2 separate regions of the Homo sapiens genome follow, and region 1 is linked to region 2. Evidence: chromatin loops called from intact Hi-C (ENCODE). Cell type or tissue: K562. All regions are shown on one strand. Each heading gives the region's core, and the rest is flanking DNA. Links, peaks and the distances in the headings are about the cores only.

The links. Peaks named below come from ENCODE experiments on the same cell type or tissue, not always from the same donor. Only the 100,000 strongest peaks of a DNase experiment are listed, where the experiment ranks them.
Region 1: it touches region 2 in a loop (6-fold over the local background); 2 of 110 quality-filtered maps call a loop at or near these places.

What each region holds. Positions count from the first base shown.
Region 1 is chr6:160,100,487-160,102,986 of GRCh38, forward strand. IGF2R (insulin like growth factor 2 receptor) reads left to right here. Exons shown (of 48, transcript NM_000876.4): 46 at 2,033-2,185. Among named protein-coding and RNA genes, the nearest start is that of SLC22A1, 20 kb to the right of the region's middle. In K562, for the core only: no CTCF peak of the experiment used is centred there; a DNase peak (open chromatin) is centred at 1,155.
Region 2 is chr6:159,954,437-159,968,497 of GRCh38, forward strand. No RefSeq gene overlaps it. Among named protein-coding and RNA genes, the nearest start is that of IGF2R, 7.6 kb to the right of the region's middle. In K562, for the core only: a CTCF peak has its summit at 12,072; no DNase peak of the experiment used is centred there.

The DNA.
Region 1 (2,500 bases), core at 1-2,500, 140 kb after region 2:
AAGCAGAAATTGACAAAACCACACACAAGAAACAAGCCTAGTGATTGCTGGGTTGAGTAGACAAAGAGTAAAGCTTTTTTTGGAAGATTGAGACAGCACAGTGAAAAGCAAGATTTAATAGACATGCGCAGAACACTGTTCCCTGCGTTGGGAGAACACTGTTTGCCCAAGCTTACATCAAACACTTAGAAAACTTTAGCAAAAATTAACCACAAAGCAGGCAAGTCAGCAATTTCCCTTTTTTTTTTTTTTTTTTTTTTTTTTTTTTTTTTTTTTTTTTTTTTTTTTTTTTTTTTTTTTTTTTTTTTTTTTTTTTTTTTTGGAGACAGAGACTTGCTCTTTTGCCCAGGCTGGAGTGCAGTGGTGCGATCTTGGCTCACTGCAACCTCTGCTTCCCAGATTCAAGTGATTCTCATGCCTCAGCCTCCTGAGTAGCTGGGATTATGGGCGTGTGCCACTACCTCCTGGCTAATTTTTGTATTTTTAGTAGAGATGGGGTTTCACCATGTTGGCCAGGCTGGTCTCAAACTCCTGACCTCAGGTGATCCACCTGCCTCAGCCTCCTAGAGTGCTGGGATTACAGGCATGAGCCACTGTGCTCGGCCTAAGTCAGCAGATTTCTGACTGATGCAATTAACTACATACATGATGCAATTAAGTTAGGAACCAAGAACAAACAACTGAAAAATAGAAATACGTTTGAAGACTAAAACTCACTTCTGAATAATCTATGGTCCAAAGAAGAAATCAAAGGTAGAAAGTAAAATACGCTTAGAACTGAGTGATGATGTGTCTCTTGGATGCATTTCGAGTGGTCCTGAGTGGCTGGAGCTGCTTCTGGGTGAGTGGGTTTCTGGCTTGGAGGGAGAGGTCTGCATAGCTCTCAGACCTGTCTGTGGAGTGTGGTGGTGCTTCTTTCTGAGCAGAGGTCAACCCTTGCAGGCCCACCTAGAACTGGACGCCAGGCTGTCCCTGTGGTTTCTTGTCTTGCTGATGTTTTAGATTGTTTGGCTTAAGCTGAACTTTGAGAGCGGCAGCCCTTGCGGCTGGGCCGCGGGTTGGCCTGTTGCCCTCAACCTCAGTTCTTTGAGCAGCCGGCATCTTCAGCAGCACAAGATGCGCCCCGCTGGGGTTGCCTCTTATCACCAGCAGCACAGGAGGAATTTCTGTTTATGTGATCCTGTTCCTGTGTGTGTGGCCCCAAGTGACAGAGGGCCAGAGAGATTAGAAGTGTCAAGTCGTTACACTCTTGAGTGTCATCTTGCTCCCTAAGCGCAAAGGGAAGTCTCCGTGGTTGTTTCTCATTTTCTATTATTGTCCCAACTCTGCTTGAGTGTTCGATGTCATGGAAACGCACTGCTTTTTCCCACAAGTGTGCATGTGGGTCTTGGGTGGGAATGGTGAACTCCGCTGGTGAGGCAGCTGGTGTGCTCAAGAGCCTTCTCCTGGGATGGAGCAGGCTTGGAGAGAGGAGACCCGTCGGGGGCTGTGCTGGGCTCTGCTGCTCCCTGGGCCCCACCCTGGTCTGTGGCCGCCCCTGGGCCCCGTCCTGGCCTGTTTCTAAGGCCCCCTGGGCCCCTTTCGTGTGGAGATGGTGTCTCATGGTGGGCTGCGCTCACTGCTTCCAGAAGAAATTCTGAGAGGAAAGAGCTCTGACCCTGGAGAGAAGTGTGGTGCTTCGGGACAGCCTCTGCCCCAGCCTAGTCCTGCCGTGGATTGGGCCACCTAGAGGGGGCCGCGTCCCTCCTGCCTGTCTCCTCTGTGTTTGGGTGAATGATAGTTCATGGAGCTGGAAGCAGTGCCTTCTTGTCTGCTTTCTGACAACCCTGCCACAAACTCATCATCAGGAACTTTTTGCAGCCCTCTTCCATGTGGAGTGGGACTTGTGGCCTTGTTTTCTGGGCAGGAGTAAGAATCACATGGTGTTGGGAAAGTCAGAGCTGCTCTTGCCTTGGGGACTCAGGTCTCAGGTTGTGGCTGTGGCAGCAGGACCACCCTGTGACACGGCTCCTTTTCTGTGACGTCCTTGCAGGGTGGGCTTTGACAGCGAGAATCCCGGGGACGACGGGCAGATGCACAAGGGGCTGTCAGAACGGAGCCAGGCAGTCGGCGCGGTGCTCAGCCTGCTGCTGGTGGCGCTCACCTGCTGCCTGCTGGCCCTGTTGCTCTACAAGAAGGAGAGGAGGTAAGCGGGTGGCAGGGCGAGGTGGGGCGGGTGGATGCATGCCTCCCATAGCTAATCTTGGGGTCAGTTTTGTGGGGTTTTATTTATTTGTTTTTAAGCCCTACAGCAGCGAAGGCTCGAGGTTCTTAGTCCAAAACTCTCTGGAAGCAGTCCCCAGCGTTGTGGTTTTTAAATGCCTGCATTTCTGTCTGACCAAGGCCGAGGCCCTCGCACATCACCCGTGCCTGCGGCTTCTAGGACCGTGGTCCTTTGTGTCCAAAGATGAGTAGAACATTAAACGGCACCTTTCATGGGTGCCTTTTCCCACTGAGCAGC
Region 2 (14,061 bases), core at 11,037-13,536:
TTGAGGCTGCAGTGAGCTATGATTGCACCACAGCCTTCCAGCCTGGGTGACAGACTGAGACTCTCTCTAAAAAATAATAATAGTAACTTTTAAAAATATATTTTAAAAACTCAAACATCTAGCACATGAATGTTGTTACATGCTTGGCCTTGTACTAGGTCCTGGGGAAGACACACAAAATAATATGATGTAGGGACCAAAAAGAATATAAAATGTAGCCCCTGCCTTTGAGCACACTGAAATAAATGCAAAAAATGGAAAACTGCCTAGTGATGCAAGCTGGTATACAGTAAGTGCCAAATGAGAGTCAGAGCTAAGGTGTATCCCTGGCATTTGGAATAGCAGTCCCTAGGGCCTAAGTGGGGCAAGCCAGGTGTCTTGGAGAAGGACAGTTTTGTGCTGGGCTTGAAGGAAAGATAGTTGGTTTATGGGAAAGAATGGAATTGGCATCAGAAACTAGGATTCCCCTGGGTCCCAGTTCTGTCATTAATCAAACGTGTGAACTGGAGCCCATTATGACTTCCCCGGGTGCAAAAGCAGCTGTGACATTTCCAGGTTGCTGATCCTAGCTTGAGTTCACCCCTCTCCCTGGCAGACGGCTTGCTGTCTCTTTGCTCACTCATGGTCCAATGTGTACCTCCCCAGGGCCCTGCATACCTCCCCAAGAGTGGCATGTCCCACCCTTGAACTCAATGCCGCGGCCATTAGCACTGGATAAGCACAAACTCCTGACAGATACACACTTCCCATTGTTTCCACACTGAGTGGTCCTCTCTGTAAAGGCCTTTGATGTCTTGCGGACCTGGATCTCAGTCCAGGCCCCTCTACTTCCTTGTTCTATAACCTTAGGCAAGTTGCTTAGCTGCTTGGAACCTCAATTTGTTTATGTGTGAAATTAAGGGAATAATACCTTACAGCGTTGTGGGGAGAGTTGATTGTCAATCTCTCAATCCAAGACACAGTCCAAAGTGGGGACTTTCAAGTTAGAGCTGCAATTCATCATCCATCTCTGGTAGGCTGTACATACAACATAGTTGCAAGCAACACAAGTTATGAAATATAATATTGGATTAACTGATTTATTTGTTTCAAATTTTAAATCACCACAGAACTGGGTCATCATGGAAAGATAAAAAAGAAATAGAAAAACAAATACTACTGATCCTACTAAACCTCCCCAAGAAGAGAAAATAAGAGAAAGAGAAAAAGACTATGAGTGCTGTAACTTTACAAGGTTTTAGACACTTTTCGATTTTCATAAGTAATCACAAATCCTTATTTATACCTTTCTTGATACTGCGGAATATTACTTATGAGGACTAGTAATACCCAGTATGCAATGATTTACTCAGAAGCAGAAGTTGGAAAGTCACAGAAGACCTATTTTTGATTCCAGGCCCACATTCCTCGAACCGAACTTTACCAATTGCTATTTTCCAGAAAAGAAACATAAAAAGGTAGGAAGGAAGGGAGAATGGAAGCAAGGAAGAAAGGAGGAAGGAAGGGAGGAAAAAAGAAAAAAAGGAAGGAAGGAAGAAAGAGAAAGAAAAGAAAAGGAGAAAGTTAGGAAGGGAGAAAGGAAGGAAAGAAGGATGGAAAATAAAGAGAAGAAAAGGAGAAAGGAAGGAAAGAAGGAAGGAAGGAAAGAAGGAAGAAAAGAGAGGAGGAAGGAAGGAAAAAGGGAAGGAAGAAAAGAGAGAAGGAAGGAAGGAAAAAGGGAAGGAAGGAAAGAGGGAAGGAAGGAAGGAAGGAAAGAAGGGAGTGAGTGAGGGAGGGAGGGAAGGAGGGATGGAGGGAAGGAAGGAAGGAAAGAAAGAAAGGAAGAGAAACTGCCCTGTATGGCCCTTCACCTACCCCTGCAGGGGTCATTAGGATACTGCTACTTCATCACTTTCACAGGTTAATAATTACTGTTGTTTTCTTTCCCCTGAGTTTTATCTTATGTGGGTTGGGAAACTCTAGCTAAGAGAAGTGATAGTTTGTGATCTTTTTTGATTATTAAGGAGGATGAAGCGTTTTCACTTTCAATGGAATATGTGTATCAAAGGCATGTGCATACATACAGTTAATTTGACTGAGACCCAGGGACGACTTGGGAGGTAGTTGGCGATTATTTCACTATTACTGAGTTGTACTGGTAGAGTTTTATAACTTGCATGCCATGATCACACAAATTTTTCCATTTAGATCTCATAACTACCCTTGGAATAAGGTTTTCACTTAGGATGCCTTTAGCCAAAATAACAGATGACCCAATTCAGAGTTAATAAAGAGAAGCTGGAAAATTTTTTAGCTTACATAAGAATTCCAGAGGAAGATTCCTCTCTGCCATTCTCGCCATCAGATTTGTCCTAAGGCTGGTAGTATAGAGCTAGTCCTAGCTGGGCCTATCTGCTTCCTTGTCCAGGCCCAGCTTAGAGAGAGGCCAGCTTTGTGAAGCAGCATTTTCTTAAGAGCCAGGACGCTGATTTCCCAGAAGCCACCAGTAATCCTCTGCTCATGTCTCATGGGCACAGAATGGCTTAGGCAGGCCTGTTTCTATACTAATATGGCCCAGGGGATAGACATCTTGATTGGCTTAGACTCATTAGTTGGGGTAAATAGATATTGAGCAGTCAGCTACAATGTCCTCTACATATGTCATTTTCTAGATCAGAGGTTGGCAAGTTGTAGCCTTTGCACCAAATCTGGCCAGCTGCCTGTTTTGTAAATAAAATTTTATTGGAACACAGCCACATTCATATGATTATGTATTGTTTATACCTGTTTTTGTGCTAGGATCACAGATTGACTGGTTGTGACAGAGACCATATGGTTCACAAAGCCTAACATGTGTATTATCTGTCCCTCTACAGAAAGTTTGTTGACCGTTGTTCGAGATGAAGAAAGTGGAGTTGAGGTTAAACAACCTGTCCAGCGTCAAAGAGCTGGTAGGCAGAGGCTACAGTCTAAGCCAGAGGCCCAAAGCTCTCTCTGCTACCAGCTCCACTGGGAGAATTTCTTGGGATAGGCTTGCATGTTTTGTGATGTGTGCCAATGCTGCCTTTTACACAGAGCAACACTGACGTAGGCCTGCTGAAATTAATATGTCCATAGTGACGAATTTAGTTCTTAGGAACTGAAATTCTACATGCTAATGTGGATAGAGGGATAAGGAGGGGCATGAGAAAATGAAAAGGATATTTTATAATTTATCATAAAACACTGGACGCTCCATTTTTAAAAGACACACAAACATCAACTGGAATAAGATTTAAAAATTTTAATAAGCACTGGCATGAAATTACACATTTTCTTTCTTTCTTTCTTTTTTTTTTTTGAGGCAGAGTCTTACTCTGTCATCCAGGCTGGAGTGCAGTGGTGCAATCTTGGCTCAATGCAACCTCTGCCTCCCGGGTTCAAGCGATTCTCCTGCCTCAGCCTCCCAGTAGGTGGGATTACAGGCACACACCACCATGCCCGGCTAATTTTTGTCTTTTTAGTAGGGGTTTCGCTATGTTGTCCAGGCTGGTCTTGAACTCCTGACCTCAGGTGATCTGCCCACCTCGGCCTCCCAAAGTGCTGGGATTATAGGCATAAGCCACCATGCCCTGCTGAAATTACAGATTTTCAACAGATAACTTCACATAGATTGAAATGTTGATTCATGTTTACTTTGATGAGTTTAATTCACAGAAAGTTTTTAAAATGAAGAACATGAAATGAACATAGTATTCACAAAAAAGGACACACCTGTAATATCTGTTTTTCCTTTATTATGCAGTCAATCCCTGCTCCCCAAGTGTACTTCTTCAGCCCCTCACCTACCCCTCATCTTTCTGCAGTAGTTTGTCTCCAAGGTGGCCCAAGTCCCTCTAGCCTTCTAGAATTCATACCCCCATAGAGTTTCCTCCTACATCATCTAAGAGTTGGTCTATGACCAATAGAATATGGCTGGCATGATGGCGTGCAATGTCTTAAAAGGCATCACAGAGTCTACCTTGGTTTCCTGACTTGCTTGCTCTGGGGAAATTCAGTCGCCGTGCTGTGAGGGTGCTCAGGCAGCCCTGTGGAGAGCCCCCTTGGAGAGGCACCAAGGCCCCCCACCAGCAGATTCAGTAACTTGCCAGCCATGTGACTGAGTTCATGGGAAGCAGTCCCTTCAGCCCTAGTCAAGCCTTCAGATGATGGCAACCTTGGCTCACCAAAGATGGTGTGAGAGATAATAAGTGCTTATTGTTATTTTTAGTCGTCATGTTTTGGGGGTAATTTGTTATGCTGCCATAGGTAACTAATACTGACATGCTTGCCTCGTCACATGATACTCTTTTTCTTTCATTTTTGGTCAAAAGTGATGGTGGAAGAAAGAGGCAGGCAGGTCAGAAGGAAGTTAGGGATGAAATGAAGGACAAAAAAGGAGGCTAAAAAGATGTCAAATGAAGGGAAAAGAAGGGGAAAAAAAAGAGTCCCAGATATTTCAGAATAGCACATGTTCAATTCTTCTGATAACAGTAACAATAGGTAGCTTTTATTGAGCACTTACTAGGTGCTTGGCACTGTGGTGGTATCTATAAGCACATTTTCTTTAAGGGATCAAGGGTTCTATTTTTTTACTAAAAATATGCACCTTAGAGGGAGGAAGTAATAAATATGAGGGATAAAAGCTGGACAATAGAGAACATTGCAAATAAGGCTATACAGAAAAAAATTACATGGAACTTTAAAATTTGGTAAGGAAAGGGGAAAGAAAAGATCTATGTGTGTATTATGGATATGAAAAAGATATTCTTCCTCTTTTCCTTCTTTTAGTCATTTTTCATTCATTCAATAAATATTTGTTTTAGGTACTAGGATCCAGCATTGAGCAAAACACAGTAATAGAGCTTGCACTCTGGGGCCATTTCCTCTTTTTCAGAGGATGGCATCACCAAATAGTCATGGTGCCAGAAACCTGAGAGTCATCCTAATTCCTCTTTCTCCCCACCTCTACCATCATCAATGCTGGGGTCCTGGCAAGTTCCTCTTGCTGTTCTCTGTCCCATTGCTGCTACCTCTCCTTCACTGGGCATTCATCATTTCTCCCCAGCTGCACCCATTTCCCACGGCTGCTGCAACAATGTGCCACGAACTGGGTGGCTTTGAACAACTGACATTTATTGTCTCACAGGTCTAGAGGCGGAAGTCCAAAATCAAGGTCTGAGTAGGGCCATGCTTCCTCTGAAGGGGAAGAATTTGCTCCAGGCCTCTCTCCTGGATCCCAGGAGTTCCTTGGCTTGTGCAAGCCCAACTCCAGTCTTCACATGGCACTCTCCCTGTGCACGTGCCCGCCTCATTACGTGATGCTCTTTTTATAGGGACACCTGTTATGTGGGATTAAGGACCCTCTCTAGAATCACCTCATCTGAACTATTACATGTGTAACAACCCCATTTCCAAATAAGGTCACATTCTGGGTTACTAGAGATTAAGACCTCAACATCTTGGGGGGAGTGGTCACAATTGAACCCATACCACCTGGGTTATGGCACAGTCTATCAGCCCACATATCTTGAATCCCTACCTCTAGTAATCCCCTCACTACTCCCCACATCTGTCCGGCACATGGTGGTCAGTGTGATCTGCCTAAAATGAAAACTGGATCATGTGATTACTCAGCTAAAAAGCCTCTCAAGTTTCATTTATCTTTAGCAAAGCACAAAGTTCCTTAAAACCTGCCCTGTGCTTCCCTCACTAGCTCCATCTCCCTAACTGTTTCACTTTTACTTGTATTTTAGCCACAAAGAACCAGACACATTTCCCAGAATCTGTCACAGGCCCCATTCCAAGGCAAGCTTCCTCTCATTTTCATGCTGTTTTTTTTAAAACTAAGTTCCCTACCCCGCCCCCGACCTTTGCCAAACACTCCCCCTTACAAGACTCAGCTTAAATCATTTGCTTTGGGAATTCCTCTCAGATTCCTCCAGACTGAGTTAGAATTAGAGGTGTTCTCTGTTTCCCTTAATTATCAACCTACTCATCACGCTGAGTTATAAATAATCTATTTGTCTCTCTTTTTAAAACTGTCAGTCCCTCCAGGGAGGGATTATGCATCCCTTGTCTTTGTATTCCTGTGCCTTCTTGTCTTTGCATCCCTAGTGCCAAGTATATTATTGTCTTAGTCTGTTTGTGGAGCTATAACAGAATACCCGAGACTGGGTCATTTATAAAGAACAGAAATGTATTAGCTTACAGTCCTGGAGGCCGTGAAGTCCAAGAGCATGGTGCCAGCATCGGGTGAGGGCCCTCTTACTGCATCATCCCACGGCTTAAGGCAGAAAAGCAAGAGAGAGTGAGCGCAAAAGATTAAGAGGCCAAACTTGCAGCCTCTAGCCCTTTTATAATTGGTGTTATTCCATTCATGAGGGTGACAGCCTCATGACCTAAACACCTCTCATTAGGCCCCATCTCCCAACACTATCGTATTGTGGTTTAAGTTTCCAACATATGAACTTTGGGAGAGTTCATATGTTAGCAACTTAACATATGAACATAGCATGTATCAATTAAAAATAAGTATTCAGTATATGTTTGTTGAACTCACTTTACTGTCTTCTCTTTGAACTGTGCCTTTTGCAGAGTGCAAGTAGAAGAGAGAAAGGTGGTGGTTCGATAAGCCACCTTGTTCTTGTAGTTTCGTGAGAGAACTTAAACTAAATCTTTCAAATACGGATCTAATGGGTTTTATTTATTCTGAGCTCTTTGACTCGGCTGGTATGGAACTTTAAAAATAAGGAAACTGAGGCACACAACTTGAGTTAGATAATGGTTTGTTTAAAAGGACACCGTACATTTCCCTGTCTTCTCACTTACACGAGGCGGTCTTGGCTCCCCAGCTGGAGAACTTAAGTAATGAATGTCTGTAATTAATCTGGGGACTTTTCTTGTAAACACCAACCTAAAAGTGATATTTTTGGTGGTATTGTTCACATCACTGCCACCACCATCATTTCCACATGTGCTTCTCATAACTGAGCTCCACACAGTCTCCAAATGGTAATTCACCAAAACTTTCTCTTTCCTCTTGGCTCCTGTAAATCCCCTTGGTTCTCTTTCTATGTCTCTGCTCCTTTTCTAGAGAATTTTCTCTTAATCATAACTGTGGTGCTCTTCAAGTGTGGCAAGTTGTGCTTTCCAAAGATAGCCACACCTGGATATTTATTCTGTTTCACATGTTCTTCTTATGATGTGAGTAGCCCTCCCCCATTGAGAGCTAGAGTCTAGGTTTCCTCTTTTTGAAGCTGGGTAGGGCTTGGTGACTGTCCTGATCACAATGGCAAAATTGGTGTCCTGTGATCCAAGAATGAGTCATAAGAAGGATGTAGCTTCCACCTCGCTTACTCTTCCTTCTCTCTCCTTTTGCTTGACTTGGAACCCAGCTACCACAGCTGAAGAAACTCCGGCCACATGTGGAGGCTATATGCAGGCATTCCAGCTAAGGTCTCAGCTGACAGCCAGCACCAACCATCAAATGTGCAAGTGAAAATCTTTCAGATGATACCAGTTTCCATCCTTCAAGTCTTAAAGCTGAGGGCCCAGAAGTCTTAAAACAGAAATGAGCCATTCCGACTGGACCCTGTCTAAATTCCTGACCCCATTAATTCTCACTAGTGAGAATTAATAAATGATGGTTGTTGTGTTACACCACTGGATTTGAGGGTAATTTATTACACACTGATAGACAGTTAATACTAAGAGCCTATTTTCTCTTTTGTTCTCTCCCTGGCAATTTCTTTCACTATGCCAATGTCTTGTTATCCTTCTCATCACCTTCCTCCCAAGTCAACTCTCCCATCTTTGCAAGTGCCTCCCCATAATTACATTCAATGCAGGCTTCCTGCCTGTGTTCAGTGTTGCATTACCAGTTGTCTAGTGGTCACCTCTGAATACCTAGACTTGCTATTGCACAAAAAGATACTTAGCGTCTTGCTCCTCAGATTCATTTCTCTTCTGTTTTCTCTGTTCTCTGGAACCAATCTACCTGTCTACAAGCGTTGATCATCATTGACTCTTTCTTTCCTGTCTGTCCTACCCAACAGGTTGCTAAGTGCTGCATTGGGTCAGTTGGTATGATTTTGGCTGCAAGAAATACAAAAGTTAGCTAATCATGGTGTGGCATTTTGGGGCCAATCAGGAGGTAGAAACAGGGGAGTCTTAATATAAATAATTACTAACTATGATGAAGGAGTAACTGTAAGATGTAAGAAAACTCTACATAGTCCCTCAGGCTGACGGAGAGGACTCAAGGAATGACAAGCCTTCAGATCTGAAGGCATTCAGATTTCATGGGAAAAGGTTTGTTTCCATTTATTGGATAGCAGACTGGCCAGGCTGGAGCTGGCCTGCACTAGTATGCAAGTTGGGGAGCAGGTGGTCAGCACCTCATGGTATGGATGTCCTGGGAACAGCAGGAGAATCTCTTCTGCAGTTTGCCTCCAGTGTCCTCTGCTCAGAAAGCTTAATGTCATTTAGTTGAAAGGAGAACTGCTTAAATGGATTCCTTTATCACAGAGCATATACTAGAAGATGCATTCAAAGCAGAGAGGCAATACATTAATAACACATGCACTTGGCTTAGGCATATTTATTTATTCTATCACAAAACAAAAGATCGGATACAAGAGTTTTGGTGAAGTGGACCAGTGTCATTCAGGATCCTGATGTCTTCCGTCTTGTTCCCACTGTGTTGGCCACATTTTCCCTCACAGTTATGAGGGGACAGCAGTTTCATATAGAAATTACTGCATCCAGACAACAAAAAAACACAAAAGGGGAAGGGATTTCTGTTTTGCAACTCTTTTTATTGGAGAGAAAGCATTTTGCAGAAGATCTCAGGAGACTTCCCATCGAGTTCCATCATCAGGACTGGGTCATACGCCCTTGCTCTGGCTGTAAGAATGTCTGGGAAGTGAGAATCTCACACCCACAGCCTCTGGTGGAGGTGGGCTTTGCCAGCAATCAAGGGCATGAGATGCCTGCAGGAAGGCAGCCAACCACACCTGCCTCATGCCTCTAACCCTATTCCCCTCTAAATTCCCATGCCAAAGCCTTAGGGCATTATCTTTGATAGTTACCTGGCCAGGTGTTAACTAACTGGGAACTGGGTGTTTTTGAAGGACACAAGGCTTTCTGCTGTCGAATTTGTCACCTTAATTGTGATACTTTTAATAAATTAGCTTCCAGTCTATCTTAAAACCAGATGGATTTTCCTGATGTGTCACCGTGAACATCTCTCTTTCTCCAAATCTCTCAATGAGGAGGCAGTTGATGAGTTAACTGCATGGGCTTTGGTCCCAGATCATACAGCTCACATCCAAGCGCTGTCACTTACCAACTGCATGACCTTGGGCAAGGTATATAATTTCTTTATGACTGAATTGCTCATCTTTTCAAGGAGGGTAATAAAATTACCTATTTGGTGGGATTGGTATTAACAGTAAATGATATAATACAGGAATGGTATTGACAGTGAGCCTTCAGTATGTATTATTGTATCTGCTGTTATTGTTCCCTACTTCATATCCAGCCAAATCTAAGCTTATTAGATGACCATTTAAGATCCTCTAGGAGCTGGGCACAATAAAAATTTTCAAACTTATATAAAAATTGACTACGTCCTAAACTGCGAGCTCCTTGAGGGAGGGATTATATTTTATGAGCCCAGGATCTAGCACAGTTTTTGGCCAAAAGTAGTTTTTCTTTATTCCCATGTGACTTTTGCTTAAGCAAAAGGCCTTGTACAGCAAATACAGCTTCTGTATTTTACCATGGCCTTGCACTTGCTGTTCTTTGTGCCTACAATGTCCTTTCCCTAAATTTCCCCCATTCTTCCAGATTCACTCAAAAGCAATCTCTTTCATGATGAGATCTCTTTCCCAATTCTCATTTTGAAAAATGTCAAACCTATAGAAAAGTTGAAAGAATAGTACAAGAGCACTGATATATTCTTCACTACATTTGTGACTGTTAATATTTTTAACCTCTGCTTGCTATTCATACATATATTCTTTTTTTCCCCTGAAATCATTTGAAAGTTGCCAACATCATGACACTTCACTTTCAGCATGTATCACATAAGAACAAGCACATCGTCCTATGTAATCACAGTAGCTTTATCTTATGAAATTTAACATTGATTCAATATTATTTACTGTACATTTTTTCTTGGCAGTTTATGATCTTAGAAATCAAGAAGCCTAAAATGAATCACTGTGTGTTTTGAGGGTCTTTTGGTAGAATCATGTTCCTTTCTGGGTGTTCTAAAAAGTTCCTGGATCTTTGGGGTGAGATTCTGTTTGAGTTTCAGAACAATGTGTGCATGCCATCAGTTTGATAGCTCATGGTTTGTGTTCCAAAGGGGCAGCTATTAGTGTTACCTGTCCCTGCTATTGCTCTTGACATCATGCAGGGACATCCTCAGTAGCTGCTCTTTCTGCCCTTGGTCTGTCATTTGAGCTTGTGTTTCCAAAGTCAGATGCAGGAAGATTGGGTCCTCACAACAGGGCGGTGGTTGGAGCACCTGGATGCCAAGCCTGGATCTGTCCTATCATTTGAGGGACATTTGTGTTCTTGGCTATTTGTGTTCTTAGGCTGCCATAACAAAGTACCTCTGGGTGGCTTAAAATGACAGAAATTGTCTCACACAGTTCTGGAGGCCGGAAGTCCAAAACCAAGGCATTGGCAGGGTCACGCTCCCTCTGAAGGCTCTAGGGGAGAATCTGTTCCATGCCTTTGTCCCAGCTTCTGGTGTTGCTGGCAATCCTTGGTGTTCCTTGGCTTGTAGATGCATAGCACCTCCATTCTCATATGGCTGCCTTCTCCTTGTGTGTTTCTTGCCCACTTCTTGAAAGTACACCAGTCATACTGGATTAAGAACCCACCCTACTCTAGTATAACCTCATCATAATTTATCCATAAGGAATGACCCTATTTTCAAATAAGGTCACACTTGAAGTACTGGGGGTTATGAGTTCAACGTATTCTTTTAGGGGACACAATTCAGCCTATAACAGGGGGTCTTAGGCTGATATCTGTGAGTCTCTGCTTCCTCAAAGGTTTTTCAGAAAATTTAAATGAAATACAGGAGAATTATGCCCTGCAGTATTTGACTTTACAGCAGGAGTCCCCCAACCCTCCGGGCCATGGACTTGTACTGGTCTGTGGCCTGTTAGGAACCTGGCCGCACAGCAGGAGAACGAGGGCATTACCGCTGAGCTCCGCCTCCTGTCAGATAAGTGGTGGTGCAAACCCTATTGTGCATGAGAGGGGTCTAGGGTGGACTGTCCTTGTGATGCCTGATGAAACATCCCCCACAACAGCCCTCCACCATCCATGGAAAAATTGTCTTCCACGAAATTGGTGCCTGGTGCCAAAAGGTTGGGGACTGCTGCTTTAAAGTCCCTTATATAGGATTTACATTAAAAATTTTCCAGTGGTCTCCAAATGTCCCTTATACCTTCCTATTTTTGGGTCTAGGCTCCAAGTAAGAATCACGCATTGCATTTTGTCATGCCTTTTTAGTCTCCTTTAATTTAGGACAATGGTTCTCAAACTTCCATGTGTATGAGAATCTCCTGGAGAGCTTGCTAGAGCAATCTCCTGGTGCCAAACTTCCACGTTTATGAGAATCTCCTGGAGAGCTTGCTAGAGCAATCTCCTGGTGCCAAACTTCCACGTGTATGAGAATCTCCTGGAGAGCTTGCTAGAGCAATCTCCCGGTGCCAAACTTCCATGTGTATGAGAATCTCCTGGAGAGCTTGCTAGAGCAATCTCCTGGTGCCCATCTCCAGAGATTTTCATTCAATAGGTTGAGGCAGGACCCATGAAATGGCATTTCTAACAAGCTGGTAGGTGACACAAAAGTTGCTTGTCTAAGGACCGCACTTTTGAAAACCACTGATCTAGAACAGAGGTTGGCAAGCTTTTTCTGCGGAGGGCCATATGGTAAAATATGTTAGCATTTTCAGGTCATACAGTCTCTGTTGCAACGACTCAACTGTGTCATTGCAGGCAAAAGCAGCCCTAGATAATACATAAACACATGGGTGTGGCCGTATTCCCACAAAACTTTATTTACAAAACAGCTGCCTTACCACATTTGACCCACAGGTTATTGCTTGCTACATGGATTTAGAGTAGCACTTCCACTTTTTTTCTCTTTTTTTTTTTGGAGGAGAGTTGTTTTTTCAGCGCATTAATATTTTGCAATAGTCCAGTTCAGTTTTCTTGTCATATGTTTCACAGTTTGAATTTGATTGTTTTATCTCAATTAGATTAAGTTGAACTTCTTGGCAAGACTACTTGTGATAGTGTGTACGGTAGGGAATAACTGTGAAAGACTTTGAAATGGACCAAAAATATTAGTGGTCAACTGTAATGGAATGCTAGCTGTTTAGTACAGTCTTTTGGGTTATCTGATTCTATGGGGTCTTGTGTCTGCCACTGTCTTTGAGGTATTTTACAACTCTGTAAATTGTAGACTACTGATGGTAATATACACGATTTTTGTCTTTAGAAATGCAAATTGTGTCTATTGCGTACGCAGCTGTTTTTTGACCTATGGTTACTGACCAATTTTCCATCTATAGACAACCTTATTTCAGCATTCCTAACTGCTTGAATATTTGTTGGATTCTCCTTGGATTTTCCTTTGAACCAGCTGTGACATGTTACCGGTTCTCACATTAATGAATGAGCTAAGGAATACCTTTGATACATGTTCATTCTACATCTGAGTCATGATTATACCATCTTTTAAATATTACCCTTTAGCATTTTTTATTGCATCACTTTAGAAAGCAGAAAATGCTAGTTTTTTAAAAATTGGTGATACTAGTTTTAATTACTTGATTAAGGTGGTTCTACCAGATCTTTCCATTGTGAAGAGGTATTTTGTGTTTTTTAAGGAAGTATACTTTGAAGGTGATACTTTGAGACAAAGAGAATATTCCGCTTCACAATAATTTTTCACCAGATGGTTTTAGTATTTACTGATGGTCTTTGCCTGTATCCATTATAACACTGGAGTTGCAAAACACAAACCCTTTTTCTTTTTTTTTTTTTTTGAGATGGAATCTCGCTCTGTTTCCCAGGCTGGAGTGCAGTGGCACGATCTCTGCTCACTGCAACCTCTGCCTCCTGGGTTCAAGCGATTCTCCTGCCTCAGCCTCCCGAGTAGCTGGGACTACAGGCGTGTGCCACCACGCCCGGTTAATTTTTTGTATTTTTAGTAGAGATGGGATTTCACTGTGTTAGCCAGGATGGTCTCGATCTCCTGACCTTGTGATCCGCCCGCCTTGGCCTCCCAAAGTGCTGGGTTTACAGTCGCGAGCCACCGCGCCCGGTCACCACAAACCCTTTTTCGACGTCCACAGTTTACACCTGAGCTCTCCCTTTGACCCACTACAACACTTTCTTTTCTTGGGCAATATATTAATAGCACGGTGGTTATGTCACAGGCCTGTGACTGGCTTGGGCTCAAACCCGGGCTTTTTCACTTACTAGCTGCAAGACTAACTAGTTATTTAATTTCTCCATTCCTCACTTTCCTTATCTGCAAAACGGATGCAATAAAGGCACCCCCTCTTACAGGACTGTTAGGATTAAATGAGCTAAATCACAGTGTCCGAACACTTCAGTACTTCGTACATAATTACTTGCTCAAGAAATGTTAGCTATTATTGGGTCATGATTATTTATATGTGTTTGAATTCCAGCTTTGCCACATCCCAGAGTGTCTTTGAGTAAGTCACTGAGTATCCTTGTGCCTCAATTCCTCATCTATAAGTAGGTTCCCATCTCATAGGTTTTTAAAGATTCATGCTTACATGCTTAGCAGTGTCTGGTATGGAATAAGCACTAAAAAAGATGAGCTTTTATGATGATGATGATTACTATTTTCAGTCATGATTATTTTGTATATTTACTCTAAAAGAAAGTGAATTTTTTTAGTTCAAGACTTTTAGATTCATCGTTCTACTTTCATTGTGGCTAGCTCATGGCCATCCACGTAGTGAATTAATAAAGCTTTGTTGAGTGGCACTTGCT